Linked DNA regions of Mus musculus: region 2 is linked to region 1. Evidence: chromatin loops called from intact Hi-C (ENCODE). Cell type or tissue: heart. All regions are shown on one strand. Each heading gives the region's core, and the rest is flanking DNA. Links, peaks and the distances in the headings are about the cores only. Region 1 overlaps Slc28a1 (solute carrier family 28 (sodium-coupled nucleoside transporter), member 1). Region 2 overlaps Alpk3 (alpha-kinase 3).

What was found. Peaks named below come from ENCODE experiments on the same cell type or tissue, not always from the same donor. Only the 100,000 strongest peaks of a DNase experiment are listed, where the experiment ranks them.
Region 2: it touches region 1 in a loop (2.2-fold over the local background); 5 of 42 quality-filtered maps call a loop at or near these places.

The regions. Positions count from the first base shown.
Region 1 is chr7:81,127,207-81,143,557 of GRCm38, forward strand. Slc28a1 (solute carrier family 28 (sodium-coupled nucleoside transporter), member 1) reads left to right here. Exons shown (of 18, transcript NM_001004184.3): 8 at 506-583; 9 at 10,956-11,036; 10 at 14,758-14,838. Among named protein-coding and RNA genes, the nearest start is that of Slc28a1, 21 kb to the left of the region's middle. In heart, for the core only: CTCF peaks have their summits at 5,761 and 7,765; DNase peaks (open chromatin) are centred at 4,895, 5,865, 7,545, 12,045 and 3 weaker places; H3K4me3 peaks cover 649 bases; H3K27ac peaks cover 3,409 bases.
Region 2 is chr7:81,064,731-81,078,536 of GRCm38, forward strand. It overlaps Alpk3 (alpha-kinase 3), which reads left to right. Exons shown (of 14, transcript NM_054085.2): 3 at 3,149-3,270; 4 at 12,143-12,260; 5 at 12,816-13,806. Among named protein-coding and RNA genes, the nearest start is that of Alpk3, 14 kb to the left of the region's middle. In heart, for the core only: a CTCF peak has its summit at 8,730 (motif pointing right); DNase peaks (open chromatin) are centred at 7,951, 9,911, 10,821, 12,501 and 1 weaker place; H3K4me3 peaks cover 439 bases; H3K27ac peaks cover 5,389 bases.

The DNA of each region.
Region 1 (16,351 bases), core at 4,602-12,601:
TGTTATGAGGCAAACACGGCACCAGCTGAGCCATCCTCATAAATTTCAGAGGTTGTCCTTCGTTTTGCTTTTTGAGATAGTACCACTGCCAGGATTGCCTTGAACACCTGGCAATCCCCCTGCCTCAGTTTCCCAAGTGGGATTGCAGGCAGGAGCTGCTAGTCCTAGCTCTTTAAGTTATGGATTTTGTTTTTTGTTTTTTGGGTTTTTTGTTTGTTTGTTTGTTTTTGACAATGTCTGGTGTAATCTGGGTAGCCTCAGACTCACTCTGATAAAGATAAATAACATAAAGTCTACCATTATGATTCTTGGTCTCGTTACCTCCATTAACACAGAGGCCGCATGTAGGGACCATGTTTCAGAGGTACATCTTGAGGCAGGAAGGCCTTGGCAGCCTTCTTCCACCTGTACTGGGCTGAAGATCTTGCTCACCCCAGCCTGAGTTCCTGGCCATGGTCCCTGCCTCCCTTCCCAGCCCCATTCCCTGTATTTCTGTTTCCTCCAGGTCTTCCTGAGTTACACCGAGGCCGGCTCCAGCTTCGTCTTCGGGGAGGCTCTGGTCAAGGATGTCTTTGCCTTTCAGGTCAGTTGACTGTTGCCCCAGCAAGGGTTGATTGGCACTTGCTGCTCAGGTCCCAGCTGTGGGAGCCAGCTAAGCTGAGAGGAGGTGAGCTTGGGTGGGGAGGGCTCCTGTGGGCTCAGACTAGTGCCTAGGAAGCCAAAGCCTGGGGCCAGGAAAGACCCAGCATCCTGTTTGTTGGATGATAACTGGTAAAACGTGAGGAAGTTTGCTCTTTCTGCATTATTTTTCTTAAGCACGAGTCACCACTTGACATAGCTGCTAGAAGGCTGAGAGCAAGAAATGGCGGGGGTGGGGGTGCTGAGTGACAACCCCGATGATGCGGGGACACTGGATCCATAAATACTGTTTCCTATCAGGCTCCTTCACCACCCCTCATAGCCAACCTCCTCCACAGGCTCTGATTCTTGCACCTCTCCTCCTTCCTCTCTTCTCCTTCCCCCTCTCTCTCTCTCTCTCTGATCACTCAACACTGCGTCTACAGTCATGTGAAGTATTATAGCCGACATTAAGGGTAAAGCCATCCTTCTGTTTTAAAGACTCCATTGTCCCATGGCAGAGCCCAGCTGTAGTTTAAAACAGAGCCGTTCATGCTGGGGACACTGCTGATGTTCCCCCCACCCCCTCTGCTGTTCTGGATGGAGCTGTGATTATATTTCTTCTCCCTCCGGGAACCGGGTAAGCCTCTGACATACCTTGGCTAGTGAGGACTTTAGTACAGGCCCCCCTTTTGTATAGCTTTACAGCCTGAAGCTCACTCCAGGCTTACGCTGCGTTTCCAAAAGCCGGGCAGAGAGAGTGGCAGCCTGGCTCCAGTTTTTCTGCCTCTGGTGCCAAAGTAACGAGGACACGAATCACGGATGCCAGTCTAGACCACTAAAGCCATGGGGGGTGTCGCACAGGCGATGTGGTAGGTTCTGGAGTTTCTGCCTTTCTACTCTGCTGGGGATGATGAACCCAGGGGGCTTCCAGCTTCTTCTGTAGACTTCTGGGCTCACGTAGAGCCAAATGAAGTCCAGACCATCCTTCTGGACATGAACTCTGACCTCTTACTAGCTTTTCTTAGCGCTCAGTGCCTGTTATGCCAGCAATCTCTTAAGGAAGATCCAGCCTGCCCAAAGGGTTTGAATGATGCCAGTGCCGTAGGGAAAAGGAAAGCCTCAGGTTCCTAGAGTCTGTCTGGCCCTGGGCAGATTTGCCTCCCCCCACCCCATGAACTATTGTGTATAAAGATATCGAAAGACAGCCTTGGCTATCCTACAAGCTCACCCAAATACCATCCCCATAGGGTGTGGGGACTGCTCTCTCCATATCTGCATAGCCAAGTAGTGTGCACCCAAAGGTCCAGTGGGAAGAGGTAAACATCTGCTGAGGGTAACTTCTTGAGGGCATCTTACGGTAAAGCCCCACAGCTTCTCAGCTTTAAATAGCACACAGTGGTTCTACCTCCAGTGTGCAGGGGTCACGGGCGTGAGACAGACGCAGAGCCTGTAGTAGAGAAGCTGCCACCAGGGATGATGAGGAGGACTCCCTAAGATATGGAAGAGTCCCAGGATGTGGAGGACTGAGAGGTGCTGGAGCCAGAAGCAGGAAGATGCAGTGGTGAGGGCAAAGGCTCAGAGGGACGCTGGGGTGTGAAAACACCTGGAGGGAAGCTGGGGGACAGCCTCTGGGTTCAGCAGACTCTGTTCCAAAAATGTCTCAATGCCAGGCTGAGGCATCTGAGGGTCTTTTGTTGAGTCTGTTTTGGGCTGTGTTTTGTTTTGAAACGGGGCCTGGATGTAGTTCAAACTGGCCTCAAACTTGTGATCTTCCTGGGTTCTGGGATAACCTACACGCACCACCATAGGTGTCCCACATCTAGGCTTTCTTCACTAACAGAGGCTCCACTGAAGAGTTTTGAGCAGTCCTGACTATGGCATTGGTTGTTTAACATGTCAACAGCAGATATGAAAGACAGATGCTGGTGTGTGTGTTGGAGAGGGGCCCAGCAAAGGAGATGCTTTGAAGTCTAGGGATGCCGGCTTAGGGGAAGAGAGATGTCAGTTACTCCTCAGTTCCTTAGGTGCTGTCACAAGAGTGTTTACCATTTGAGGACAAGGCTTGGCCTTACTTTGTATCCTTCATGTAGCCTTAAGCCCTAAAAGGCCACAGCCAGAGACTCTGCGGCTTGCTGGATGAATGAAATAAATGATGGTTCAGGAGTGATTCTGGGAAATTCCTCTGTGCCTGCTAGGGAGTGTGCTCAGTTAGCCCCAAGGAGACAGGGGGTGTGCTCAGTGAGCCCCAAGGAGACAGGGGGTGTGCTCAGTTAGCCCCAAGGAGACAGGGGGGTGTGCTCAGTGGGCCCCAAGGAGACAGGGGGTGTACTCAGTGGGCCCCAAGGAGACAGGGGGTGTACTCAGTGGGCCCCAAGGAGACAGAGCGTGTGCTCAGTGGGCCCCAAGGAGACAGAGCGTGTGCTCAGTAGGCCCCAAGGAGACAGGGGGTATGCTCAGTGGGCCCCAAGGAGACAGGGGGTGTGCTCAGTGAGCCCCAAGGAGACAGGGGGTGTGCTCAGTGGGCCCCAAGGAGACAGAGCGTGTGCTCAGTAGGCCCCAAGGAGACAGGGGGTGTACTCAGTGGGCCCCAAGGAGACAGAGCGTGTGCTCAGTGGGCCCCAAGGAGACAGAGCGTGTGCTCAGTAGGCCCCAAGGAGACAGGGGGTGTACTCAGTGGGCCCCAAGGAGACAGAGCGTGTGCTCAGTGGGCCCCAAGGAGACAGAGCGTGTGCTCAGTAGGCCCCAAGGAGACAGGGGGTGTACTCAGTGGGCCCCAAGGAGACAGAGCGTGTGCTCAGTGGGCCCCAAGGAGACAGAGCGTGTGCTCAGTAGGCCCCAAGGAGACAGGGGGTATGCTCAGTGGGCCCCAAGGAGACAGGGGGTGTGCTCAGTGAGCCCCAAGGAGACAGGGGGTGTGCTCAGTGGGCCCCACGGAGACAGGGGGTGTGATCAGTGAGCCCCAAGGAGACAGGGGGTGTGCTCAGTGGGCCCCAAGGAGACAGGGGGTGTGATCAGTGAGCCCCAAGGAGACAGGGATATGCTCAGTGGAGACAGCCTCTCCTGGCCAGGGTACCATGTTTCAAAGCCTGGAGTCCCTGGTCTAACACAAGGGCTGAACTACTTTGTTTGTTTGTTTGTTTGTTTGTTTGTTTCTTGAGACAGGGTTTCTCTGTGTAGCCCTGGCTGTCCTGGAACTCACAGCGTTCTGCCTGTCTCTGCCTCCAAAGTGCTGGGGTAGGGACTCATGTAGTCCAAACTGACCTTGACCTTATCACAGAGCAGAGGATGAACTTAAGTTTCTACTTTCTACTGCTACCTGTGAAGTGTTAGGATTATAGGCATGCAACAGCATGCCAGCCTCCAGCCTCCATAGCAAGACCCAGGGCTTCTAATCCCTCAAGGGCCAAAGGTGACTTTGAAGTAATTCAGGGATATTATAAACCATTTGTCCCACCTAGTGCTGGCTATTTTAGTGCAGCTGTTCTCAATCTGTGGGTCTCCCTCCCTTTGGGTTTAACGACTCTTTTACAGGGGTCACATATAAGATATCCTGCATATCAGATATTTGTGTTGTGATTCTTAACAGTAGCAAAATTTACAACTATATAATTCCAACAAAAATAATTTTATGGCTGGGGTCACCACAACATGAGGGACTATATTAAAAGGCTGCAGCATTAGGAAGGCTGAGAACCACTGCTCTAGTGGAAAAGAAAAGCTCAGGCAAGGGGAAGAAAGTCCTGACAACTGCTACGGTGTGCAGAGAGGAGTTGTGGCTAGACTTTATTTTAGTCTCACACCAACCCTTCAGAGAAAACACGATGGTTACCCCTTTATAGACGAGGAGCCTGATGGTTAGGGTAGCTGTGTTTGTGCAAAGTCCTGAGGCTAAAGAGTCAAGATTGGAGCCCCAACACAAGGTCCATATTTTAGTTTCTGTGCCCCAACATCAGAGCCCCTTATTTAGGTGGCAAGGGGCTCTGGGTCTCAGAACATTTGTTCTCCTCCTGGCTTATAAGAGGTTACATTCTTTGGGATGGTTGAGAGTGACAGAAATCCTTTGCACCTAGCTTCCCAGGGAGGAGAGGACTTCCTGGCTCACACACCAGACGGTCAGGTGGAGCCGGCAAAGGCCAGATCCAGGCCCCAGAACAGCTGCAGCCTCATTTCCTCTCTGCTTAGCCTTCAGGGTCAGCTTTACCCCTCACACCATGTTTTCTCCATCAACACCAGATGGTCACTCTTACAACACATCGGCTAGCATGGACAACTCTCTTTTGTAGCCAGACAAGTCCTGGGCACGATTCTGATTGGGCTGTGTTAGGTAATATGACCGTGCTTGAGCCAGTTAGCCTGCATCCAGCAAGTGGGGCAACCAACCGAGCTCTTGGTCTGATGTGAAGCCGGGGCCATGGGAATGAATCACTGATTGAATGGAAGCAACCTTAGAAATGTATCCTTTAGCCAGGCAGTGGTGGTGATGGAAACCTTTGATCCTAGAGATCAATAGGGAAGCAGGGGCAGGAAGATCTCAGTGTGTAAGTCAACGCAGCCTTTACAAGACACACACATACACACTCAAACACACACACACACACACACCACACATACTACACATACCACATACACATACCACACACACTACACACACTGTACATACACACACTGCACACACACAATATACACACACACCACACACACCACACACACCACACTACTTACACACCACATACACATATACCACATATACACACCATATACAGTACACACCACATACACCACACATACCATATACACACACACCACATACACAGACTGCACACACACACACCATACAAAACACACACACACACACACACTACATACATACCACACACACACTACACACACACTATATACTGCCCCCCCACACACACACACATACACACACCACATCACAAACACTTTTCTTTCAGTCTTGAGACTTGCCCTTAAGGTAGGGTGACCCTGTTGGGTATTGACTTGAACTCAAGGCTCTTCCATGCCTCTCAGACTCTGGTCTGAGTCTCTGGCCAGTGTCCACACTGGGAAGCCTTCCCTGAGCTCCTGCAGATTTTAGACCTAGGCTGTCTCCTGCTGGGACCTAGTCCAAATGATCTTCCCTCCAGGAAGTAGAATCACCCTGGGACATTTTTAGTCCTCTGCTTCTTTTTGGCCCAGAGCTCTGCACAGTCCATGTAGTGTCCTCCCCCTCCTGGCTATATCTGGTTGATTAGTCACCCTCCCACCCCTGTCCCACCCCTGCTTTGGCTCCATCTCCCTTCTAGTAACTTTCCACCCGACCCCTCAGTCCCCCCTCCTTACAGCCCAGCTCCTGCTTTCTTGCTGGGTCTGGCTGACCCAGGGTCACACTCCCTCTGCCTCTCACAATGGCGGGCTCCAGCCTCTGGCACAGGCCCCACCTGCTCAGCTAAGCAGTGTTCAACTGCTCCTCCTGAGGAGCCCCAGAGGTAAAAACAAACAAGCAAACAAACAAACAAACCAAAACCCCTTTTTATCTCCTGAGAGATTGGGGGTACCTGCCTAAGGCAGACCTTAATCCCCTCAGGTAAACAGTCCTCTTTTCAGAGATGGGGTGGGAAGAGAGCAGAGACAGGGGCAAGGCTGAAAGGAAGGACTTGGGGTGGCGGAGGAAGGAGAGCCAGCTTGCATGGGTTTGATTTCCAGGCAGGATGAAGTTGTTCCAAGGGTGTGGCACAGTGGAGACTCTGGAGCCGTGGTCCTCAGAGTGTGGGATGCTCTTATTAAAAACTATAGCCATACTGGCTCACAAACAACAGGAGTCCACTCCTTAGCGCTCTAGCAGCTGGAAGGGACAGCAGAGAGCCCCCAGGGTCATGTTCTGATCAGGAATCCCTCTTCCTGGTCACGGTCAACTCCTCTCCCATCCTCACGTGCTCGAAGACAGAGGGAGCACTTTGGGGCCTCTTGCATAAGGGGAACTGACCCCATTCATGAGGGCTTCACCTCCTGATGGCTCGTCTGAGCCTGTCACCCGGGCTTTGGTTTTATCACATCAATCTGGACAATTCCGCCTATAGCAGGGACACACACAGCCCTGAATGCAGAGAATCAAGCTTTCTCCAGAGCAGATGCCTCAGCCATCTGAGTGGTCTCTGCCCATTCTCAACTGTGTGACCTTGGATGGGTGGCCTGCACCTCAGAGCCTCAGTGTACCCCATTGCTTAAGGGGAGATAGTGATAGCCACCTCAGTTGCTTTGAGGATCAGTGAGCCAGCACATAGCAATGAGTATCTGACACACAGTAGGACTTCCTTCCAGGCACATAGTAGGAGTTAAGAGTCCTTCCTCAGTAGCACTGCCCTGAGTTACACACACTGCTTGTGTACCACCCCAGGCTCTCCAGAGGTGGTTCCTGGGCTGTGAGATCATACTTGCCACGGGGACATTATAACATAACGTACCTTAGAAAATTGGAGCCTGCCTGCCTTCCCCCTTCCCTCTATCCCTCCCCTCCTGCCCCCTCCTTTCCTCTCCCTTCTTTTCTTCTCATTTTCCTTTGTGCTTTTTTTCCTTATCTTCGTGGTGCTGCAGCTCCTGCGCCACACATGCTAGGCAGATGCTTTACCACTGAGCCATCTAGAGACCCCCTTGCTTCCCTTTCCTCCGTCACCATTCACTCCTTCTCCCCAAATGAAGCTTCCCTCTCACCAACAGCCTCCGCCTACAGTTAGAACACACTTTCCGATGCCCACTCTGCCATCCTGGACATGTCCTCCTAGCTCCAGCCTGGGGCTGTAGCCAGCCAGTTGCCCTGGAGTCCCTCACAGAGTCAACCGCGTCAGCTGAGTAGACTCACATCTGGCTTCTGGGAGAGCAGAATGACGTCACCCCCGGAGCTGTGAGCAGCTCCAGCTCCAAGCCTTAGCAAGGAGGGGTTAGAAGGCAGGAACGGAGTTTCTGAATGCAGTATCTATGCTCCCTGTCATGTGATGTCCCCAGCAGCAGGCAAGCCACAGCAATAGGTGGGAAGTGGAGCAAGTCTAGAGAGGCCTGTGGTGTTGGTGGGAAGAGGGAGGGGAAGGTCCACCGCTCTTTTCTTTCTCGTCCCCACAGCTGGGCTGTGGGAGCAGATCTTTGCTGCCACCTAGGACCATCTACTTGTTCTGAGAGATTGTGCAAGACGCTCCCTTTTCAAAATACAATAACCAGCTCCTGCCCTTCGGCCCTCCCTGCCAGCCTGGCCTCCCAGAAGTGCTGCCTGTTGGTACCATCTCTGGGTCTCTTGCTCCCTCTCAGTGTTACTTGGCTTCTGGTTTGTGTCCACATCCTCCCTCTGACACTGTTTTTACCTGGCCAGGCCTGCCCTGAGTGCCATAGTCTCTGTCTGTCTCAAGACTTGTCTTGCCAAAGTGCTGAGGCTCCCGAATATGATTGGCTGTGCCTGCATGGCCTCTGTCCTTCTCCTTTTAGCCGCTCTAACTGGTGTCCTGGGTCTCCTAGACACTATGCTCCTCTCTCTTTAGCCATGCAGGCTGCAGGGTCCTGCTCTGCACACTTCAGCGGGTTTCTGTGAGTGCTGTTTATTCTGTTGCTTCAACTGGACCTCATCACCGTTTTTTTTTCTTTTACTTTTAATTAATTAATTTTCTAGGTATGCGTTGGGGAGGTGTGTTGTGTGTGACACGATGTATACGTGGACGTCAGAGGACAATTTGTGGGAGCTGCTTCTGTCCTACCCTGTGGGGTTCTCCAGGGTAGATCTTGGGTCATCAGGCTTGGTAGCAAGCCGTTACCTGCTGAGCTATCTTGAAAGTCTCAACTGCATTTCTCATGAACCAGCTTCCAAATGCAGTCCCCACCCAGAGTTCCCTCTCAGCCCTAGACCCTTTTACCCAATGGGCAAATTAAGAAAAGGAAGGAAGGAAAAGAAAGAGAAAGAAAGAAAAAGAAAGAAAGAAGGAAGGAAGGAAGGAAGGAAGGAAGGAAGGAAGGAAGGAAGGAAGGAAGGAAGGAAGGAAAGAAAGAAAGAAAGAAAGAAAGAAAGAAAGAAAGAAAGAAAAAAAGAAAGGGAAAGGAAAGGAAAGGAAAGGAAAGGAAAGGAAAGGAAAGGAAAGGAAAGGAAAGGAAAGGAAAGGAAAACCAAATTCCTCACAGCTCTGGCATACAGGGGTGTAAGTGTTTGGGAGTAGTGCCTTCTTTGCTGTTTTAAAGGATGTATTCAGCATGTGTGTGCCTGCATATGTGTGAGAGTGCAGGCACACACATGCCACAGTATCAGTGCTGAAGTCAGAAAACAATGAGTTGGCTCCACCTTCTACCATGTGGGTCCCAGGGGTGAAACTCAGGTGGCCAGGTTGGCATCAAGCATCCTTATTGGCTGAGCCAACTAGCTAACTCCCTTTTGTGATGTTTTGTTTTTTTGAGTTTTTTTCTCTTTTCTTTTCTTTTCTTTTCTTTTCTTTTCTTTCCTTTCCTTTCCTTTCCTTTCCTTTCCTTTCCTTTCCTTTCCTTTCCTTTCCTTTCCTTTTCCTTCCTTCCTTCCTTCCTTCCTTCCTTCCTTCCTTTCTTCCTTCCTTTCTTTCTTTCTTTCTTTTTCCCCCCAAGACAGGGTTTCTCTGTCCTGGCTGTCTTGGAACTCACTCTGTAGACCAGGCTGGCCTCGAACTCAGAAATCCACCTGTCTCTGCCTCCTTAGTGCTGGGATTAAAGGCATGCACCACCACTGCCTGGCTCATGATATTTTAATATTTCAGCTTGCTTTTTTTTTTTTTCTTTGTTTTTCTAGACGGGATTTCTCTGTCCTGAAACTCACTATGCAGTTCAGGCTGGCCTCAAACACACAGAGATCTCCCTGCCTCTGCCTCCTGAGTACTGGGATTAAAGGCGTGCACCACCACCATCTGGCCCAACTTCCTCACTTTTAAAAAGTAATATTTTTTTTTTAATTTTATGTATATACGTACACTGTAGCTGTCTTCAGACATACCAGAAGAGGGCATTGAATGTGGTTGTAAGCCACCATGCGGTTGTCGGGAATTGAACTCAGGACCTCTGCTCTGGAAGAGCAGTCAGTGTTCTTAGCAGCTGAGCCATCTCTCCAACCCATCTTTCCCACTTTTTAGTGACAGAGAATTCCCATAGTCTTAGCAACTCTGCCACACATTTGAACTATTGAAAAGAAACACACAGGCAGGACAAACACTCCAATGGGAAGAAGAACCCAAGAGGCAAATGTCCCTCACGCCCTGGCCCTCAGTCACTCACGTTCAGATGCCTGCTGTCACTGGTCACTTGCACGCCCTTCGAATGATGTCCCTGGTCCATACAAACTTCCTGCCTTTCCTTCATGTAATAACACAGACCGTGTGTCCATGGTGAGGCTCTCCCTTCTCCCCTAACAGCCTATCTCTCACGTGCCCAGGGAGCTTCTCCCTCCTTCTCTATTTCGTAGTTTTCAGCAGGAGCTTGAGAGGAGCGAGAGGAGCTTAGGAAAGCACCATACACTCAGAACTTGGGCACCAGCTTCTCAAGAGACTCCCAGAGCTTTCTTGTTCTTCTTTCCTGGCATTTAGCTCACCATGGGTGTCCATGCTGTGGGTTACTAAACCAGCCCTCTGTCAAGAGATACCCAAGCTCTGCTTTACAAATGAGCTGCGGTTGGGGGCGGAGAGATGACTCAGCAGTTAGAAGCAGACACTGCTCTTGCAGAGGACCCCAGTTTGGTTCTCAGCACCTGTACTTATGTGCTCGCACCATGCCCCTCCATACACGTGTAATTAAAACAATAAAATAAATATTTTAAATAAATAAATAAATAAATAAATAAATAAAAGGGCTGTACCAAGAAAGCCCTGGAGTGTGCTGTGCACGGAAGGGAAGGAATGGATGTGGAGGTCCTGGCATGATTGAAAAGGAAACAGAGTAACAAGATAAGATGCTAACTGCAGGGCTGGGATATGTCTGCTGCAAGCCTGATGGCTCTGAACAGAAGCAGAAAGCCACACCAAGGAGGGTTCCCTCATTCAGGCCCATGGAGCAGGGAGCCCAACCAGACCAGAGCCATGCTCCTGAGTGTGCTAGACCTGAGCCTGCTCCTTTAGCCTTTGTGACAGTCCTAAGGGATTTCTCCTCATGATGGAGGTAAAGAGACAGGGGGTGAAAGCAGCCCCTCTCACGACCCAGCACGGGGTTGTGTTGGGGATCACCCGGGACTCTTGCACAGTCCTCAGAGCTTCTCCCTGCACCTGGCAGACCTCTGAGAGAAGGCTTTGGAGGAGTGGGCTGTCACCTGGCCCTGCCACAGCTCTAACCCAGGACCCTGTCTCCCACAGGTTTTGCCCATCATCGTCTTTTTCAGCTGCGTCATGTCAGTTCTGTACTATCTGGGCCTCATGCAGTGGGTGATCCTGAAGGTGAGTCCTCAGACCTGGGCAGGCTTCTTCAGAGTCACCAGCTCCCGGGCACAGCCTTCCAGCGTCCCCACTCTCCCAGAGTCCCATGTCTCAAGGTCTAACTCCCTACCCTAGAATGTCTTGCTTTCTGGATCCATACTTTCCCAGAATGCCCTGCTCCCAGGGTCTTTATCCTCCTGGAGTCTCTTGCTCCTGAAGCCCATGCCTTCCCAGAATGCTCTCCTCCACACCTTACATTCTCTCCATATCTACTGCTAGTCAAACATCCCTTCAGAAGGTCTCTCGCCCTGACACTAGGGTAAAATGGCACAAAAGCTTGTCTCTATGGGAGGGAGGGAAACGGCACATGATTTAGGGGGAAAATTACTTATACCAAAATGATCCAGAGAGATTATAATACCGGGCTAGATAGGCCATACTTAGCTGGTATAAATGTGCTTACTTTAAAAGGACTATTCATTCATTCATTTGTTTGCTTATTTGTTCACTTGTTGATATATTTGTTTATTGTGTGTGCACATGCACGTGTGTGCATGCATGCATACCAGGATGCACATGTGCAGGTCAGAAGACATCTTGAAGGAGCTGGTTTCCTCCCTCTGCCATGTAGGACCTGGGGATTAAACTCAGGTTGTCAGGCAATGAACACCTTTACCAGCCGAGTCATCTTGGCAGCCCAACTGTGCTTAGGTTTATAAAATCTGCATGTGTCTGGGATCTAGGCATTAGCACTGCACAGCATTTGAAAGCATCAGACCTGGCAAAAGGGTCTGGGGTTTTAGCCAACAGAGCTCAGAATAAGTCAGCACCTTTGCATGACAGCAAGAATAAAAAGCGATCTATGCTTACGTGAACCTGCAGAATCCAGAGGCGGTGACTGCCCCTGGATCTGGAACACATGTTCAACCGCGGGCTTGGACAAATGATGCTGTAAGCAGGAAAGAATTCACATCCTCCACAGCCAGGCTGGAGGGATGGAGAATGATGGGCTTGGACCAGAGGAAGATAGGAGGGAAAGCTAATTCCAACTGCTTATGAAGGAAGACTAGCCGAGGACAGGCCGAGAGGCAGCAGCCGCACAGAAACATTCCAGAAGTACAATATGTCCCAAACCCTTTTCCAGTGAACTCTAGACCCTGGCGTGCTACCAAATGTTACTTGGACAAGAAAGTCTCTAGTTAAGTAACTGAAAAATACCAGGCTAGATATTATAGTGAATTAATTTTTTCATTAATTTAATTATTCATTCACTTTATCAAAGCCCTTTCCCTCCTCTCCTCCCCGTCCCATCCTTACAAGTCTTTCTCCCAACCACACTTTACCTTTCACCTCAGAGAAGGAGAAGCCCCTTTTGGGTACTACCCCACCCTGGGACATCTAGTCCCAGCAGAATTAAGCACAGCTTCTCCCACTGAGGCCTAACCAGGCAGTACAGTTAGGGGAAGGGGATCCAATGGCGGGCAACAGAGTCAGAGACAGCCCCTGTTCCAGTTGTTAGGAGATCCACATGAAGACCCAGCTGCACATCTGCTACAAATGTGTAGGGGGCCCAGGTCTAGTCCCTGCATGTTCTTTGATTGGTGGTTCAGTCTCTGTGAACCCCCATGGGCCCAGGTTAGTTGACTCTGAAGGTCTTGTGGTATTCTTGGCTCCTCCAGCTCCCTCAATCCAATCTCCTACACAAGACTCTCCAAACTCTGCCTGATGTTTGGCCATGGGTCTCTGCATCTGTTTCCATCTGCTGCTGGATGAAGCCTCTCAGAGGACAGTTATGCTACGTTCCTGTCTGCAAGCGTAGCAGAGTATCATTAATAGTGTCAGGGGTTGGTTCTCTCCCATGACATGGGCATCAAATCAAGGCAGTCATTGGTTGGCTGTTCCCTGCAATCTCTGCTCCATCTTTATCCCTGCACATCTAGTAGGCAGGACAAAGTTTGGGTTGAAGGTTTCACGGGTGGGTTGATGTCCCTCTCCCTCCACTGGAAGTCCTGCCTGGCTATGGGGGGTGGCCACATCAGTATCTGTATCTCCAGAAGCTAGGAGCCTCAGCTGGTGTCACCCCCATAGACTCCCAGAACCTGCCTCCTCCTACCAGATCTCCATCTCATTCCAGAGATGCCCCCATCAATTTCCCTTCTCTCTCTCAGTCCCCGCTTAGCCATTCTGAGAGGTTTGAGATAGAATCTCAGAGTCATTTTGATTTGCATTTCCCTGATGTTGAACATTTCATTAAGTGCTTCTCAGCCATTAGAGATTCCTCTGTTGAGAATTCTGTTTAACACTGCCTCATTTTAAGTTGGGTTATTTGGTTTGTTGGTGTCTAATTTCTTAAGTTCTTTATATATTTTGGATATCAGTCCTCTGTCTGATGTAGGGTTGGTTAAGATATTTTCCCACTCTGTAGACTACATTATGGTGAATGATTTTTTTTTTTAAAGACATGGTCTTATTTTGTAGCCCTGGATGTCCTAGAACTCAATATGTAGACCAGGCTGACTTTGAAATCACAGAATCTGCTTGCCTCTGCCTCGTGAGTCCTGGAATTAAAAATGTGTGCTACCATGCCCAGCCAACAAGGTTGTTGTTGTTGTTGTTGGCTGGGCTGGAGAGATGGCTCAGCGGCAGTTAAGAATTTGTACTGCTGCCCTTGCAGAAGACCTTGTTGGGTTCCCATTGTTCACCTTGGTAGCTCATAACTCCCTGAAACTCCAGCTCCAAGGGATCTGATGCCTTTTTCTCTAAGCTTCCAGCATCTGCACACACATACACAGAAAACAAACCCATATAAATATACATATATGTATGCATGCCAGACTTGTGTCGCCGTCAGAGGACAGCTAGCAGGAGTTGGTTCTCTTCCCACTCTGTGGGTCCTGGCAATCAAACTAAGGTCGTCAGACTTGGTGACAAATGCAGTTTGCTCACCTTAGCTGGTTTGCTGACCCTCCACCTCATCTTCTGAGATAGGATCTCTCACTGAGCCTGAGTTTACTGACTTGGGTGGACTGGCTGCCAGCAAGGCCCAGAGATCCTCCTGTGTCTCCCTCTACAGCACTGGGGTTACATGGGTCCTGACCTGACCAACTGAGCTGTAGTACAACCAGTTTTAAGCTTATCCCCGACTAGCTTACAAATAAATGAGACTCAGACTATAGTTATTTTATTTGGCTTTGACAACTACTGGGGGCCACCCCTAATCTTCTTTTCTAACTGCTGGCCTGGCTACCTCCCTAGCAGTGTACCCTAGATACATGCTGTTTCTCCTGGCCACATGCTCATAGTTCATCTCCCCTCATGGGTAGCTTCCTCTCTCCTCTCTCCTTCCTTCTCTTCCTCAGCTCTCCTCCACCCCACCCCAATCCAGGTCACTCCAAACACACCTACCTCTCATTCCTCCAGTAATTGGCTGTAGCAATTTTATTTAACCAATAGTTTTAAATCTAGGAACAAGGTTTGCACAACAAAAAGCTTTTAAAGGTGAGAATTTACTCCCCTTTAAAAGAATTTACAGAATTTAGCATTACAATACGAAGCAAAAGACCAAACCTCCACACTGCCACCTCCCCAGTTCCCTGATCACCTCTTTTAAAACTGCTCCAATGCTAATTAAGGTTCAAACCACTTCAGGGTCCTGGGCTAGAAGAGTTGGGTACTTTCACCCCCAACTCTTTCTGACTCTGGCTTGCTAATGGCCACTCATGAGTACGCTGGTTTTTTCCAGATTGCCTGGTTGATGCAGGTCACCATGGGCACCTCAGCCACTGAAACCCTAAGTGTGGCAGGAAACATCTTTGTGAGCCAGGTAGGTACTGCAACTACCCCAAAGAGACTGGAGGGGGGCAGGGATCCAATCTAATTCAAGGGAGAGCCATTTAACCTGTCCCCAGGTTCACAGAAGGCTGCTGCCCAGGGATGCTACAAGTCCTGCCTGTGTCATGCCAACCACCCACATGGTCCATTTGGCACCTCTGTCACTTCAGCCTGGGCTGTTGTTATCAGCTTAGATACTGACAGGCTAACCGGGGAAACTGAGGCTAGGGAGATGTGACTAATTTGGCCAAGATCCTGCAGGGATAAATAAAGACACACTTAGTCATTTAGTCAGTTGGTGTTTGTTTGTTTGTTTTTCCTTGATCAGGCTTCTTTCCACTGTATCATTTGGTCTACTTAGTTTTGCTTTGCCTGAAATGTATTTCTTTTTTTTTTTTTTTTCTTTTTTCTTTTGTTTTTTCGAGACAGGGTTTCTCTGTATAGCTCTGGCTGTCCTGGAACTCACTCTGTAGACCAGGCTGGCTTTGAACTCAGAAATCTGCCTGCCTTTGCCTCCCGAGTGCTGGGATCAAAGGCGTGCGCCACCACGCCCGGCTTGAAATGTATTTCTTAAAATAATATAGTTCTGAAGGCACCAGGACTCCTGAGTCTCTTCAGGCCTAACCTTCCCAAGAAGGAGACTATGGAAGTCAGGGAGTCCCTAAGAGATACCCTCGCCAAGTGGTACCTTATTATTATTATTATTTATTTATTTATTTATTTATTTAAAGAAAGTATTGGCCTGATTTTTGTTATGGTGCAAGATGTAAAGGTAATTGTTATTCATCTGATTAATTGTCATCTCAGAGACTTCCTCTCCAATCTGCTGACCTAGGCCTTGATGTGTTAATTAATATCAAATAATATTAATCTATATCTATCTATCTATATATATTGAGCGGATAAACCAAACAGCAGACTAGGCCAAGGTGGTTCCACGTGGGAGAGGTTCCACGTGCAGAGATAGAGGGGCAGCGAAGCAGGTAGAAGGGCAGAGAAGAGGAAAAAGAGAGAAAGAGGGGGAAGAAGAGAAGAAAGAGAGAGGAAAAAGAGAGCAAGGAGGGGGTGATCCCCTAATTTATACAGAAAATGATGTCACACCAGTGAGGGTGGGAACTGAGCCAAGTGGATTGTGGGATTGAGGGTCATTGTCCTGGCAACACAGGTCAAGGGTCACATAGACAGGGGCTTGGAGTGTCCTGGTGCTAACATTCCTCCCTTCTTGTTATTATAAAAGAAGGGGTGGGGGGAAGAGAGCGGAAACCAATGGTGAAGAGGGAATAAGGGCGTTGTGTCTCTTAAGCTACTTCCTGCTGTTTAGGGGCATCGTCAATTTTCAGGGTATATCTGGACTTCACCATCGGAATCCATTTGGTAATCATCTGAGTCAGGCTCTTCTATGGACAGTGATTCCTTTGTGGGCAGCAAGTGGCTGGTAATCCTGTAACAGGAGCTGATTAAGGGTTTGGTTAGAAATTTTTTGTACTTGTCACTGAAGGAATGTA
Region 2 (13,806 bases), core at 5,051-13,050, 62 kb before region 1:
GTTTCTGAATAATTCCTCATATCTTCAGGCATGATGAGTGAGATCTTAGCTAATGTGGTTGGTCCTTGACAGGGATGAACACAGAGGAAACTTTGGTGGGGGAGAAAGGGAGGATAGCTCACATGATTCAGAGTGATGTGTGGAGGTGTGTGTGTGGGGCCTTCACTGGAAGGCAAGCAGCACACAATAGGTCAGGGTTAGGCTCCTTGGAACATTGCGGGAACATCAACAATTCTGGGATTCTTTCGAAATACATATTAGCCATGATACCATTACCAAATCATGGAACTGGAAGGACTTGGAAATGTCATGGTTGCAAAGACTTTTACCAGATGTGTGTGGATTTCCCATTTCTCAGGCACCTGGATGAATTACACCTGGAGTCTAGTCCACAACAGAGTGGAGGACAGGGACAGAAAGCTGTGGCAACCGGAAGTCCTGTGTGGTCAACAGAACAGGGCAATATAGGGTGGCTTTCCCTGACCCAGCCTGGCCTACATAGAAACTTTTAGGCAGCCAGGGCTACACACTGAGATCCTGCCTCAAGAAACAAAAGTCCCAGAGAGTAAGACAAGGTAGAAGGACTCTTAAGCAGCTCAAGGCTCTCGCTTGGGTTTCAAGCCTAGTGATGGAGCTCCGGATGGAACTTACATAAAGATGAAAAGAAAACCACAAGCTGCCCTCTGACTGCCACATGTGTGCCGTGACCCCCTTGGCCCCCACCCTTTCCTCTCACACAGTCTCATATTCTCTTTCCACATACATAGAGGCCACCCTTTCTCTCCATATACACACACTCACTCTTGCTCTCACACAAAATAGATACATAAATTTAATAAAACCCCAAGTTTGCCACAAACAAAACTCAAACAAAAACAACTTACATAATGTAATAGGGGTATACAGTGGAGGCTGGAGAGATGGCTCAGTGGTTAAGAGCACTGACTGATCTTCCAGAGGTCCTGAGTTCAATTCCCAGCAATCACCTGGTGACTCACAACTAACTGTAATGGACATCCTATGCCACCTTCTGGTGTGTCTGGTAACAGTGACAGTGTACTCATGTACATAAAAGTAAATAATCCTTTTTTAAAAAAAGGATATACAGCAGTTGGGCTATATTTAGCTTAGAATTTTCTAGGAAGTTCTCCAAAATCAGAAATTGCTATTAGTCTGACAGCAACAAGAAACATCTTCAAATCAGGTGCAGTGGTACATGTTGGGAGGCAGAGGCAGGTGGATCTCTTTGAGTTTGAGGACAGTCTGGTCTATCTAGTGAGAGCCTGTCTTGGAGGAGGAGGAAGAGGAGGAGGAGGAAGAGGAGGAGGAGGAGGAGGAGGAGGAGGAGGAAGAAGAAGAAGAAGAAGAAGAAGAAGAAGAAGAAGAAGAAGAAGAAGAAGAAGAAGAAGAAGAAGAAGAAGAAAACGAAAAGGTGGCAGAAGAAAGAAAAAGTGGAAGAAAGAAATAAAAAAGAAACACTTGAAGCATTTTTAGGGTTGTAAATCACAGGTTCTTGGAAGGCTGAGGCAAGTAGATCACAAGTTTTAGACTCACTTAACCTACTGTCTAAAAAAAAGAAAGAAAAAAGAAAAACACTTCCAGATATTGCATCCTGAGTGTTCAGGGAGTTGGTAGTCTAGTTACCAAGAGGTTCTCTATTTCTAAATGACTTCAAGGGGGAAGGGAGGTGCCGATGCCCAGTGAGAGGATGCTGCCAAATGCACCTTGTAACCCTGGTCCAGTCCTCAGATATCTGAGAGAGAGATCCCTGTCCTGGGTGGGCCTTAAAGGGAAGACTCCCGCTAACTCTCCACATGCCTGGGCTCCTGCATTCCTAGACACCACCGACAGATGCAGAAGTCTTACCTGATTCAAAACACTTCCTGAGATGCAAACTTTCTCAAGTACAGGATAATGTTTACAGGAAAGATGCATTGAGCACGGTGCCTTCTCTCTGCAAAGTCTGTAGGGTCACACACTGTCTGTCTGTGTCCCCTCACCTCTCACTCTGTACCCAGTGGAGAGTTGTGGGCAAGTATATCTGGCTGTAGGGGTCCACCCCTTCCTCTGCAGCCCAGAGAAAGGCAGCTTGGAGTGATTTATCTTTCTCCACGGTTCCTTCTGCTTCTGTTGATGTTTCCCCTCACCGTCCCAGCTGCTGCTCACGGAGTGTGTGCCTGGGAAGGGGAGGAGGGCTGGGCACAGCTTGTGCACCACACAGCCTGGCTATGTGGTTGAGCTTCACGCCTGGGAATGCATTGTCTTTGCTGGCCCACGGAAGGGTTTGGTGCCGAGGTCTGTTTCCTGTGCTCAGAAAGGAGTGGACTGTAAGCCCTGAGGATTATTGGTGAGTCTGGGGTAGACATAATAAGCCCACAGATTCAGCTGAGTTCTGCAGGAAGGACTTGACCACAGGGAACCCTGAGTTCTGGCTTGTTCAGGAGTCAGTCTGTGGCTCTGCAGTCCTGCAATTGCCAGGCTTGTGTTCAGTTCAGTACGTGGTGTCCATAGACGGAGCAGAGGACCCACACTGGCTTGCTAGTACCAGCCCATAGCTCTATGTGGCATCAAAATTCATTTGATAGTCCATAAAGTAGAGTCTCCTTCAGGGCAAAGGCCCTGGCCTGTGCTCATAAGTGGCGGCACTTTTCTTCTGAGCCTGAGCCCTAGGATAGTGTTCCATGCCTTCGGGACCTCTGCCTCCTTGAGGGTTAGCTGCCTTTTCCCCGTTGGTGTGGCTGAGCTATGCTACGGATCCATCTCCGAGGCTTGACATGTCTACACGTATGTATGTCTCTCCTATACACTGGGTTCCCTGGAGGTGAAAATGGATTATGAAGCCAGCTCCCCACCATCACGCAGTAAGGGTTTGATAGGCATGTATAGGATCGTACTCCAGTGTGCTCAGGAGCTTGGCCTGCTGTCAGCTACCTATTGTAATAGCCCTGGGTCAAGACTCCATTCAGCCCTTTAGGACCCACCCCAACCTGGCCAGGAAGCCCAGGCGTTCTTGAGTAAAGATTTGCTCAGGTATGCCCAGGAAGTTTGGCCGCAGGTGACTGACAGACATGGTAAGACTTGTGCTTGGCTCGGCAAGGCCAGCGTGCCAGTTGTAGGGAGGGCTCTAAATGGTCTCTGCTTCTCCTAGGAGCACCTTCTGCTCCATCATTGCTCAGCTCACAGAGGAGACCCAGCCACTGTTCGAGACCACACTCAAGTCCCGTGCCGTGTCCGAAGACAGTGACGTCAGGTTCACCTGCATTGTCACAGGTAATGATGCTGTTGACATGGTCTCTATCAGGGCTCCTGCATGGAGCAGGGCCTCGGGAGGCTAGAATAGGCGTGGAGGAGAGAGGTGGGTTTCATGTATTAAGCAAGTTGTCTTTAGCTTTTACTTTTCCCTCAGTTTAGATCTCTGTGTGGGCTGGTGTTCCCTTCTGGAAACACGTTTTGTGTGTGTGTGTGTGTGTGTGTGTGTGTGTGTGTGTGTATGTGTGTGCGCGCGTGCGCACGCCTGTGTGCTTTGCCTTTCTTCTTTAAAACCTGTGTTCATAGCTAAGATTGGGGCTCAGTTGGTCAGTTGGTAGAGTGCTACTAGCATGCATGAACCTGGCATGGGTCTGTAATCCCAGCACTTGGACAAGAAGATCAAAAATTTAAGGTCATTCTTAGCTACATAATGAGTTTGAGGCAGGCCTAGGCTACATGAGATCCCATTTCAAAAAAACAGAAAACAAAGACAATGAAGCCCCAGACTCTGCTCATCCAAGATCCTTCCCCTTCAAGTATACTCTGAGTATGGAGGACTGATCTTTGAAACCATCTTTTAAACACATGATTGAAGAGTTGAACAGTTTGTGACTTGGGAGTATCCAGCCCTAGAGGATGTAGAGTGTAGTTACTCGGACTGTAGATCCCGAAGGCAGGGAGCTGGCTTGGAACCTTCCCTTCACCCCCTTCTTAGTACCTGGTACTGGAGCAGATTGCTACCCCTTCACTGCGTTAGGAGGCTGAGAGGGTCAATACCTGCAGAGCCATTGGGATAACACTTAGCACCCTGCAGGTGCCTTGCTTGTTTGGAAGCAAGGCCACAACTGTTTGCTTTCCAGTGAGCTCCCCATGGCCTTTAAGTAGGAAGCCCTGTGACACCTGAGGGGACCAGGTCATGAGTGCTGGGACACTGGTTCCAAGATTGTTCCTTTCCCATGTCTCCCGGCCCAGCTGCCCTCTGCCCCATCCTGACCTGCCCCAAGGCCTACTCACCTTCAGCTGCAAAGTCACCATTGCAAAGCGCCAGACCCATGTGCCTCCAAGAACACAGTGCTTTGTTTGTTCCTTTTGTTTGAATGTTTGTTTGTTTTGTTTTGTTTTTCAGTTAGTCAACAGCTTGATAGGTTTCTAAATGTCACACTCCCTAATCCTGAAGGGACTTGGTTAGCCCAGCCAGGTAAACAAATTCTTTGGGATTGTTCCCTACCCCCACCCCCCTTATGGATAGTTGTCTCAATTACCAGGCCACCAGCAGCAAATCTGCTAGAGAGACACTGGCTTCTCTGTACCCTTTATCTTTGTGTGACATGGTGTGTTGCAACTGAATTCTCCCGAACCCCTGCGAAGTTCTGTTATTGCTAGTCCACCTTTGCAGAGGCGGGAGTTTGAAGAGGCAAGATGAGCTGCCCAAGGGCGAGGACCTGGTTGCTTTCCCTGATGCACTGCCTCTGGCTGAGCCTTTGTGGTGCTGCCTCCGGCTGAGTCTCCAGCACTGATTTCTTAGAAAACAACTTCACTCCATGATCCCTCATGTACTGCTTTATGTAGAATGTTCATAATTATCTTTGAAAAAAGTCAGGCCTGGGGATGCAGTTCAGTTGGTAGAGTCCTGGCATAGCGTGTATGAGACTATGGCTTTGTCCTCCGGCACCGATAAATCTGTGGAGGGGCATTTCTATGTTTCCCATACTCTGCAGGTGGAGGCAGGAGGGCCATAAATTTACAGGAGGATATAAATTTTACTGTGTAACCCTTTGTTACACAGTCAGTTTGAAGCCATCTTGGGATGCAATGAGACCCTGTCTCCAAGGAAATGAAATTTTATTCTATTCAATTAATACATGTATGTAGGTGAAGGTTTCAAATTATACTAAAAGACACTCATCAAAGCACAGCAGTGTATTCCTTCCAGCGATCTGGGATTGTAGGTGTGAGCTATCCTACCTGGCTTGTTGCTGCTGCTGCCCTCTGGGACAGGGTCTCACTGTGTATCTTCTGCTGGCCAGCACACTGTACAGGCCAGGTGGGTCTTGAGTTCACAAGGATCTGCCTGTCTCTGACTCCCAAGTTATTAATTATTGCCATTAATAGTAATTAACAATTATCAATCCCTCCTGAGTGCTGAGATTAAGGGTGCACCCCATCCACACTCACAAGTTTTTGTTTTAGGACAGGGTGCTAATGCGTAGCCCAGGCTGGCCTCCAACTGGAGATCTCCCTCCGGCTTCTGAGTGCAGCAATTTCAGGTGTGCACACACCACCAGGACCAGCATTGTGTTGTTTATTTGGTTGGGTTTTTTTGTTTTGTTTTGTTTTGTTTTTTGTTTTTTTGAGACTGTGTTTTTAAAAACATTTTAGCCTCCCCTCTTCCCTCTCCACCCGTCACCAGTCTTGTGCCCTATGGGGGGTTTTCTGGCTAGTTGTCAGTTTCTGCCACTTCTGACTCAGGTCCTGAGCGTGGCTCTGACTGTGCTTCACCTCCTATGTGCCTCTATCCTTCCTGTTTACAAAGTTTTGGGACTTTACAAAGTCCTATTTTTCTTGTTTTCTGTTCTCCCTGTCTCCCCTGAACCCCATCTCTCTGTCTCTCTCTGTGTCGGTGTATCTGTCTGTGTCCATCTCTGTGTCTGTCTCTCTGTCTCATGTCTCCCCTTCTCCTCTGTTTTGCATGTCCATTCTGCTACCTAGAGGCCACTGCTGCTGTGTCTGGCCGATGCCTCCTCTCCCCAACTTCTGGGCCAGCCTCAGCACTTCCAGGAGAGTCCCTGCTTCATCCTCCGTCGCTCAGTTACTTTGCCATATTTTTTTCCTCTGGGATCGTGAGATTTGTAAGGACAGGGTGCATGTGGGACTTGCTTGTGCCTCTCAGGAACTGCCACAGTACTCACTTGCCACAGGACCTCCCTGACCCCTGGCCATGTTGATGACAAAATTAGTATCTTTTCCACTTGGCTCATCTCAGCAGCAGCTCGGGTGGGGCAGTGGCAGTATCTGCTGTGGGGACCTGTATGAGGAGCCTCAGGGAAAGCAGGCATGGGGCGCCATGGTTTCTCAGAATCAGTGTGGACTTGCCAGACTCCAGTTTGGTGTACAGAATCTTGGGACGTTTTATTGAATGCTCTCAATCTCCCCATGGGAGTCTTTTCCGCCTCAAGCTCAACCCAAAGAAGCAATTGAGGAATTATTATTCTTAGTGTGTGTGATATGTGTGTACTGTGGTGTGTGTGTGATATGTGTACTGTGCTATGTGTGTGTATCTGTGTGTATGGTATGTATGTGTGCATGCATGTATGTGGCATGATGTGTGTATGATATGTGTGTGCATGTGTATGTATGTGTGCATGTGTGTATGATATGTGTGTATGGTATATATGGTATGTGTGTGTGTATGTGTATTATCTTAGTCATGGTTTCTATTCCTGCACAAAACATCATGACCAAGAAGCAAGTTGGGGAGGAAAGGATTTACTCAGCTTACACTTCCACATTGTTGTTCATCACCAAAGGAAGTCAGGACAGGAACTCACACAGGGCAGGAACTTGGAGGTAGGAGTTGATGCAGAGGCCATGGAGGGATGTTACTTACTGGCTTGCTTCCCCTGGCTTGCTCAGCTTGCTTTCTTATAAAACCCACGCCTACCAGCCCAGGGATGGCACCACTCACACTTTGATCACTAATTGAGAAAATGCCTTACATCTGGGTCTCATGGAGGCATTTCCTCAAGGGAGGTTTCTTTCTCTGTGATAACTCCAGCTTGTGTCAAGTTGGCACATAAAACCAGGCAGTACATGTATGTGTGTGATATGTATGTGAGCATGGGGGCAGACATACTGAAGCACATGTGTGGCGGTCAGAGGACAACTTTCAGGAGTCAGTTCTCGCCTTCCATCCTGGATGCTAGGGTTTGAGCTCAGGTCATTAGGCTCACACAGCAAGTGTTTTAAAACCCTGAGCCCAAAGGAATAACTATTTTTAAATGTATGTATGTGTGTGTGTTTGTGCCACATGCCATAGTGTGAATGTCAGAGAATGATTTGGGAGTTGGTTCTGTCCTTCCATCATGTGGGTCCCAGGGATGGGACTTGGGTTGCAGGCTTGGGTAGGAAGCACCTTCACCAGCAAATCCATGTCATGGACTTCAGGAGCAACGTTGTTGTTGTTGTTTGTTTGTTTCTTTGTCTTATCCCTGTATCTCATGATGCCCAGCCATGGTCTCCTACTGAGGCGCACCTACCAATTGAGTCTGTGCAGTTGTCAGGGCTCTGGGCAGCCACAATATCCACATCTCCAGTCGCTGTTGTTCCCTCCTCATCCCACATGGATCCCAGATCTGAGTTCATTCAGTTTTCTGTAGCAGATTAGAAAGAGGTCACCATGGTATCACCAAGAGTGGGTTGTGGGAAAGGGGGAAGGGAAACAGGAGGGTGCCAGGAACTGGGGAGACAGCGTTAGACATTCGATCTCAGTCTAGAGGTGTTCTTGGCTGATCAGTGGCTGAGACTGGCCTTTGTGTAAGGCTGCTGCTGTCTCTGCTTGTCTTAGCGGAGGCAGTTGTTCTTCCTCCCTGGGAGAAGCATTCCCTCCCCCAACAGAGGTAGGATGTGTCAGCCCCGACTCTGGGACCTTGCCAGGCGAAGATGATGTTTTCCTTATGGTTGGAACTTTGTCTCGGGGAGGAAGATTTAGCTGTAGCAGGAGAACAGGGAACTGGCTGTTCTGGGAGGGAAACCCCTGCGGACCTGGAGCAGGAACACAAGACCTACAGCATTCTTTCACTCACTGTGGGGACAGACAGTGGCTGGGCCATCTGACTCCTGGCTCCTGCAGGCCTCTTTAGGCTGGAATGTTACTGTCTGAGACTGCTCATCTCTGCCCAGTGTGGTGGCCTCCCCATCTACTCTCTTCAGTTCTGGGGTGCATTCTGTATTGGGGTGTGTATGTGCACGTATGTGCTTATTCACATGCTAAGGCAGAAGAAGAAAACATCAGAGGTAGGTAGGTTGAAGCCAGGGACCTAATCTGTGATAAGAACCACATTTATTGAATGAAAGAAAGAAAGAAAAGAGAAAGAATCCTATTTTGGGCAAATAAGTCTAATATGAGGACTTTTAGGTGCAAAATGTTATACACTGGCCCTAGAGTCCTCATTGGGAAGAATGCTAGAGAAGGGAAGTTTCTATGTCATTTGACAGCCATGTAGCCCTGGGTAGTAATTCCCTTAGCTCCGGTGGGGCTTGCTTTTCTCCTGTGTGAAGCAGGAATCACAGCGCTCACTGCATAGCAGAGAGGGATTGGAGTCTGGGCCCTTCTGCTTCCTCACTGGTGACTTTTGTAGAAGTCTTAACTCATGAGCCTTAATTTCCTTTTCATTTCCCTTACTTAAAAAAGCCTTTAACTGTTTTAATGCATGTATGCTCCAGAATATTATGTATAGCATGTGTGTAGCAGCGCCCTAGGAGGCCTGAAGAGGGCGCCAGAGTCTCTGGAACTGGAGTTTCAGGTGGTTTTGCAGGACTGCGTGGGGTCTGGGAACTGAACTCCAGGCTTCTGCAAGTGCAGCAAGAGCTCTAAACCTTGGGTGTGGGTCTCGATGTCTTGTACTGGGGATTGTGACTACATCCTTAGGAGCATTCTGATCTGAGAGTAGATGGGACATGCGTGAGGACTGTCTCTTGGCTTCTGGCACACAGTTAAGTCTTCCTCAATAAATGTGAGCAATTTGAGTTCAGAGGAACCAGGGAAAATTCCATATCTGACAGTTAGTTCTCTTAAAACTCTAAACTCCTATTTGTCTGACTCTGAGTTTCTTTAAATTAGGAGTGACTGGAAAAGACAGTGGGTGTCCAAGTTGGGTTCCCTAGGTGAGCCTGCTAGCTGTGCAGCAGACCATAGGCTGTGAAGGGGCAGGGGAAAGCTACAGGCTCAGGTTCTATTTTGAACTCTCCCAGAGTTCATTCTCTCTCTCTCTCTCTCTTTTCCCCTCCCTCCCTCCCTCCCTCTCCCTCCCTTTCCCTCTCCCTCTCCCTCTCCCTCTCCCTCTCCCTCTCCCTCTCCCTCTCCCTCTCCCTCTCCCTCTCCCTCTCCCTCTCCCTCTCCCTCTGTTTGCGTGTGTGTTTGCATATGTGTACCATGCATGGAAGTATGTGTGGAGCTGAGTTAAGGACATAATCCTCTTGAGCTTTTGTGTATTTATATAACATAGTAACCATCACCCAGGAAGTAACCAGCACGTTACAAATAATCTTGTTTTCAAAGCCATTTGTTTTGTTTTGTTTTGTTTTGTTTTGTTTTGTTTTGTTTTTCAAGACAGGGTTTCTCTGTGCAGCCCTGGCTGTCCTGGAACTCACTTTGTAGACCAGGCTGTCCTTGAACTCAGAAATCAGCCTGCCTCTGCCTCCCAAGTGCTGGAATTAAAGGCGTGCACCACCACCGCCCAGCTTCAAAGCCACTCTTGCTATGAAGCCCTGATCCCCATTATTGGCAGAATTATGGGGTGTTCCTGTGGCTCAGGCTCAGCTGTGTAGGCCACTCCCTGTTCCCCTCCTTGTCCCAGGCCTTTGCCCCACTCCAGCCTCTCTTGGACTGCAGGCTGAGGATGTCCCTCCCGGGCAGGTCATGAGGCAGAAGACTCCAAGGCCCTGGTGGGTGAGATCATCCCACAAGATGGTGAGAGCACCTGTGCTTGCCCTAGCCACACGCACAGTGATGTAACCCAGGGCTTTAGCGCACAGTGGAAACACAGGGCTCAGTTTACAGCCAGCACAGCCCAGTTTGTTCCTGGCCCAGCCGGCTGTAGCCCTGCCTCCCCTGCTCCCCGCTGATGTTCGACTTCCCTTGCTTGCCCTTTGCCCTTCCTCATATGCCTCGGATGGGGCTCCCGTGGGTTTGTTTCCTGTTCCTTACTCCTTTGCTTGCTCCTCTGACAGGGGGTTATGGAGGAACCGCTATGCAGGCACTGGTGCAGGCGATAGAGATACGGTAGTGAACACAGGATGGCTCCTGCCCACTTGAGTCTTGGGTCTAGTAGGAGAGATGGCCAAGGAGCTAAGCTAAGGTGTGATTAGTGGCGGGAAGGGGAGGGGCTGGTGACTGGGGGTATGCACCCATGCCTTCAGTATTACTTGATCCAAGACCAAATCCCCAGCCAAGGAGCTCGCTTCTTTCTCTGGACCATAGTTCTCCATACAGTTGATGTATTCATTGGTAAATATTTACTTATTGTGGATTGCATTACCAGGCACTATTCTAGGAACTGGGGATGCAGCATTGACGAACACAGATAAGTCCCCGCTGTCACGAAGCCAATATTCGATATTCTGTGATGGGCACACTGTGACAGACAGGACACACACAAATTAACAAGCTCAGTGTGTCTCATGGCAGTGTGCTCTAGGAAGAAAGATGCAAGACGAGGGAGGACAGCAAGGCTGAGGGGAGAGAGCCACAGGCTCGCACAGGCTGTTGGAAGGCCTCTGTGAGGAGTTAGACAGGAAGCAGAGTGGCGCAGGATGTGGCCTCCTGGGCTGTTAGTGTGAGCCAGCAAGACTGAGGCGGGGGTGCGGCTCACAAATGGGAGAGGGAGATGAGATCAGGTCACTGCCACAGCGACAGGGTGCAGACTGTGTGTGCCTGTGTGAGGTGGGGCTCCTGGGGTGCTCTGAGTGTGGCTGAGAGTAGATGGATCTGAAGTCACACTCTGCTTGTGGCGTTTCCAATTGAAGAGAGGCCACGACAGGGGCAGCGAGGCCATCAAGGAAGGTCTCCCTGGGACCCAAGTGGGGCATGAAAGTGGTGGGGACTAGGATGTGACAGGAAATGGTCAGATCCTGGGTCTGCTCCCAAGGGTGAGCCTGTAGGACTATCTGACAGGGTGAGTGTGAGAAGAAAGGAAAAAGGAGGACTCGGGGCTGTGGCCTGAGCCACACTGGGGGATGGGTTGTCCCCTTACTGAGCTGTGTGTGAATAGGCTTGGGATACGGATAAGGAGTCGGATGGGTCACACCTGTGGCCTGCTAGGCCGTCAAGTGCAGATATGAAGTCAATGTACAGTCTGGAGTTGAGAGGAGAGGGCTGGACTAGAGGTTGCAACAGCAGGGGGTCCTTGCTGCTCCTTGAGCAGCTAAAGCCAGTCTAGGAAGTAGGCAGTCAGGCCTAAGGATCAACGAGCGATTTAGCAATGTGCACGTCACAGTTGACTTCGACGGACAGTTCAAGTGTAGCAGAGGAAACAGGAGTAGAGATGGAAGACAAGGCATAAAAAGCTCCACAGACGGCTTCTGCAGGCTCAGGTGCAGTGGCGCACATCTCTATCCCAGCACTCAGAGGCAGAGGCAGGCAGGGCTCTGTGAGTTCAAGGCCAGCCTAGTCTACATGGTTCCAGGACAGCAAGGCCTATATAGAAAGACCCTGTCTTAATAATAATAATAATAAGCCAAGTGATGGTGTCATGTGCCTTTAATCTCAGCACTCTGGAGGCAGAGGCAGGTGGATCCCTGTGAATTTGAAGCCAGCCTGGTCTACAGAGTGAGTTCCAGGATAGCCAGGGCTACACAGAGAAACCCAGTTTCAAAGAGACCAATAAATGAATAAATAAACAAATAAGTGAATAAATAAAAGATCTCTCTTCTAGTTGAAAGCTAAGAAGTCTCTTCCCCCTAGTTCTCATCCTTTCAGTCAGAGGGGAGAATGCTTTCTGCTTTGACAGATCCTACTTTCTGAAGCTGAGCTGAGTGACAGGGACAGTGCCTCCGGAGGGCCCGGGGCACTGGAACCGTCCAGTCTCTTCAGACAGCTCGAAGCCCTTGCCTCTGCGTCTCCTCCCACTACTTTGGATCTCACCTACTATTATTCAATCTCTTGCTTCCTTGTCAGGATACCCAGAGCCAGAGGTGACCTGGTACAAGGATGACATAGAACTGGACCGTTACTGTGGCTTGCCAAAATACGAGATCACTCATCAAGGCAACCGTCACACCCTGCAGCTGTACAGGTGAGGGAGAGGGGCCGGCATGGCTCTCTGCCCTCCCGAGGGCCCTGCGCTGGATCCTGCCATCAGACCTGGAGTCAGCTGGGTGGAAACGCCCAGGCACTCTCTGGAGTTAGAGGGCAGGGCTCTACTACTGAGTTGATCTACCTGGTGAACTGTGCTTTCTGCCAGTGTCTGGGATCTCCCCAGGCCAGGGCAGACGTGCTTCTGACAGCCACAAGTGAGTGCAACCAGAGGAGGCCCTGACCCTCAGAAACCTTTTCCATGAGGTCAGCAGCCAGGAAAAGCAACAGTGCCGTCATTACTACTCTCAGGGCTGTGTTGGTCACCTGCTTCTGAAGGGAGCTCTTCTGGGCCCCGAGTCTAATCCCTCCTGGGACAGCATGACCTTGGTCAGCTGTCCTCTTGTGGCCTCAGTTTCCTCCGTTGTAGCTGAGGAAATTCATGACGCCTAAAGTAGGGCACGACTTGGATTGGGAGGGAGCCGGTGGTCAATGCCAGAGACTCTGGCTGTGGGGAGGAGCGGGGAGAGATGGCGCCTCATGCTCCTACCTCTAGGTGTCAGGAAGAAGATGCTGCCATCTACCAAGCCTCTGCCCGGAACACCAAGGGCATCGTGTCCTGCTCAGGGGTCCTAGAGGTGGGCACTATGACGGAGTACAAGATTCACCAGCGCTGGTTCGCCAAGTTGAAGCGCAAGGCTGCAGCCAAGATGAGGGAGATTGAGCAGAGCTGGAAGCATGGAAAAGAGGCTTCAGGGGAGGCTGACACGCTTCTTCGCAAGATCAGCCCCGACCGCTTCCAAAGAAAGCGCCGACTGAGTGGAGTCGAAGAGGCTGTCCTCTCCACGCCAGTCAGGGAAATGGAGGAAGGCTCCTCAGCGGCTTGGCAGGAAGGAGAGACTGAGTCTGCTCAGCACCCGGGGTTGGGTTTGATCAACAGTTTTGCTCCTGGAGAGGCGCCCACCAATGGGGAGCCTGCTCCAGAGAACGGGGAAGACGAAGAGCGTGGCTTGCTGACATACATCTGCGAGGTCATGGAACTGGGGCCTCAGAACAGCCCTCCAAAGGAGTCTGGGGCTAAGAAGAAAAGGAAGGATGAGGAATCTAAACCAGGAGAGCAGAAGCTGGAGTTAGAAAAGGCAGAAGGGAGCCAGTGCTCTTCAGAAAACGTCGTCCCCAGTACAGACAAACCCAACTCCAGTAGAAGGGAGAAGTCCACGGATACACAGCCAGCTCAGACCCAGCCCAGAGGCCGGGTAGCACGGGGGCCTGGGATAGAAAGCACCAGGAAGACAGCCTCTGTCCTGGGCATTCAAGACAAGGTCCAGGATGTCCCCGCCCCCGCCCCTGCCCCGGTCCCCGCCCCAGCCCTGGCCCCGGCCCCTGTCCCAGTCCCTGCACCCACCCCTGTTCCAAGCCGCAGCTCAGAGCAGGTGTATTTCTCCCTGAAGGACATGTTCATGGAGACCACCCGGGCAGGCAGGTCCCAGGAAGAGGAAAAACCTCCACCTCCAAGTACCAGGGTAGCTGGAGAAAGTCCCCCAGGA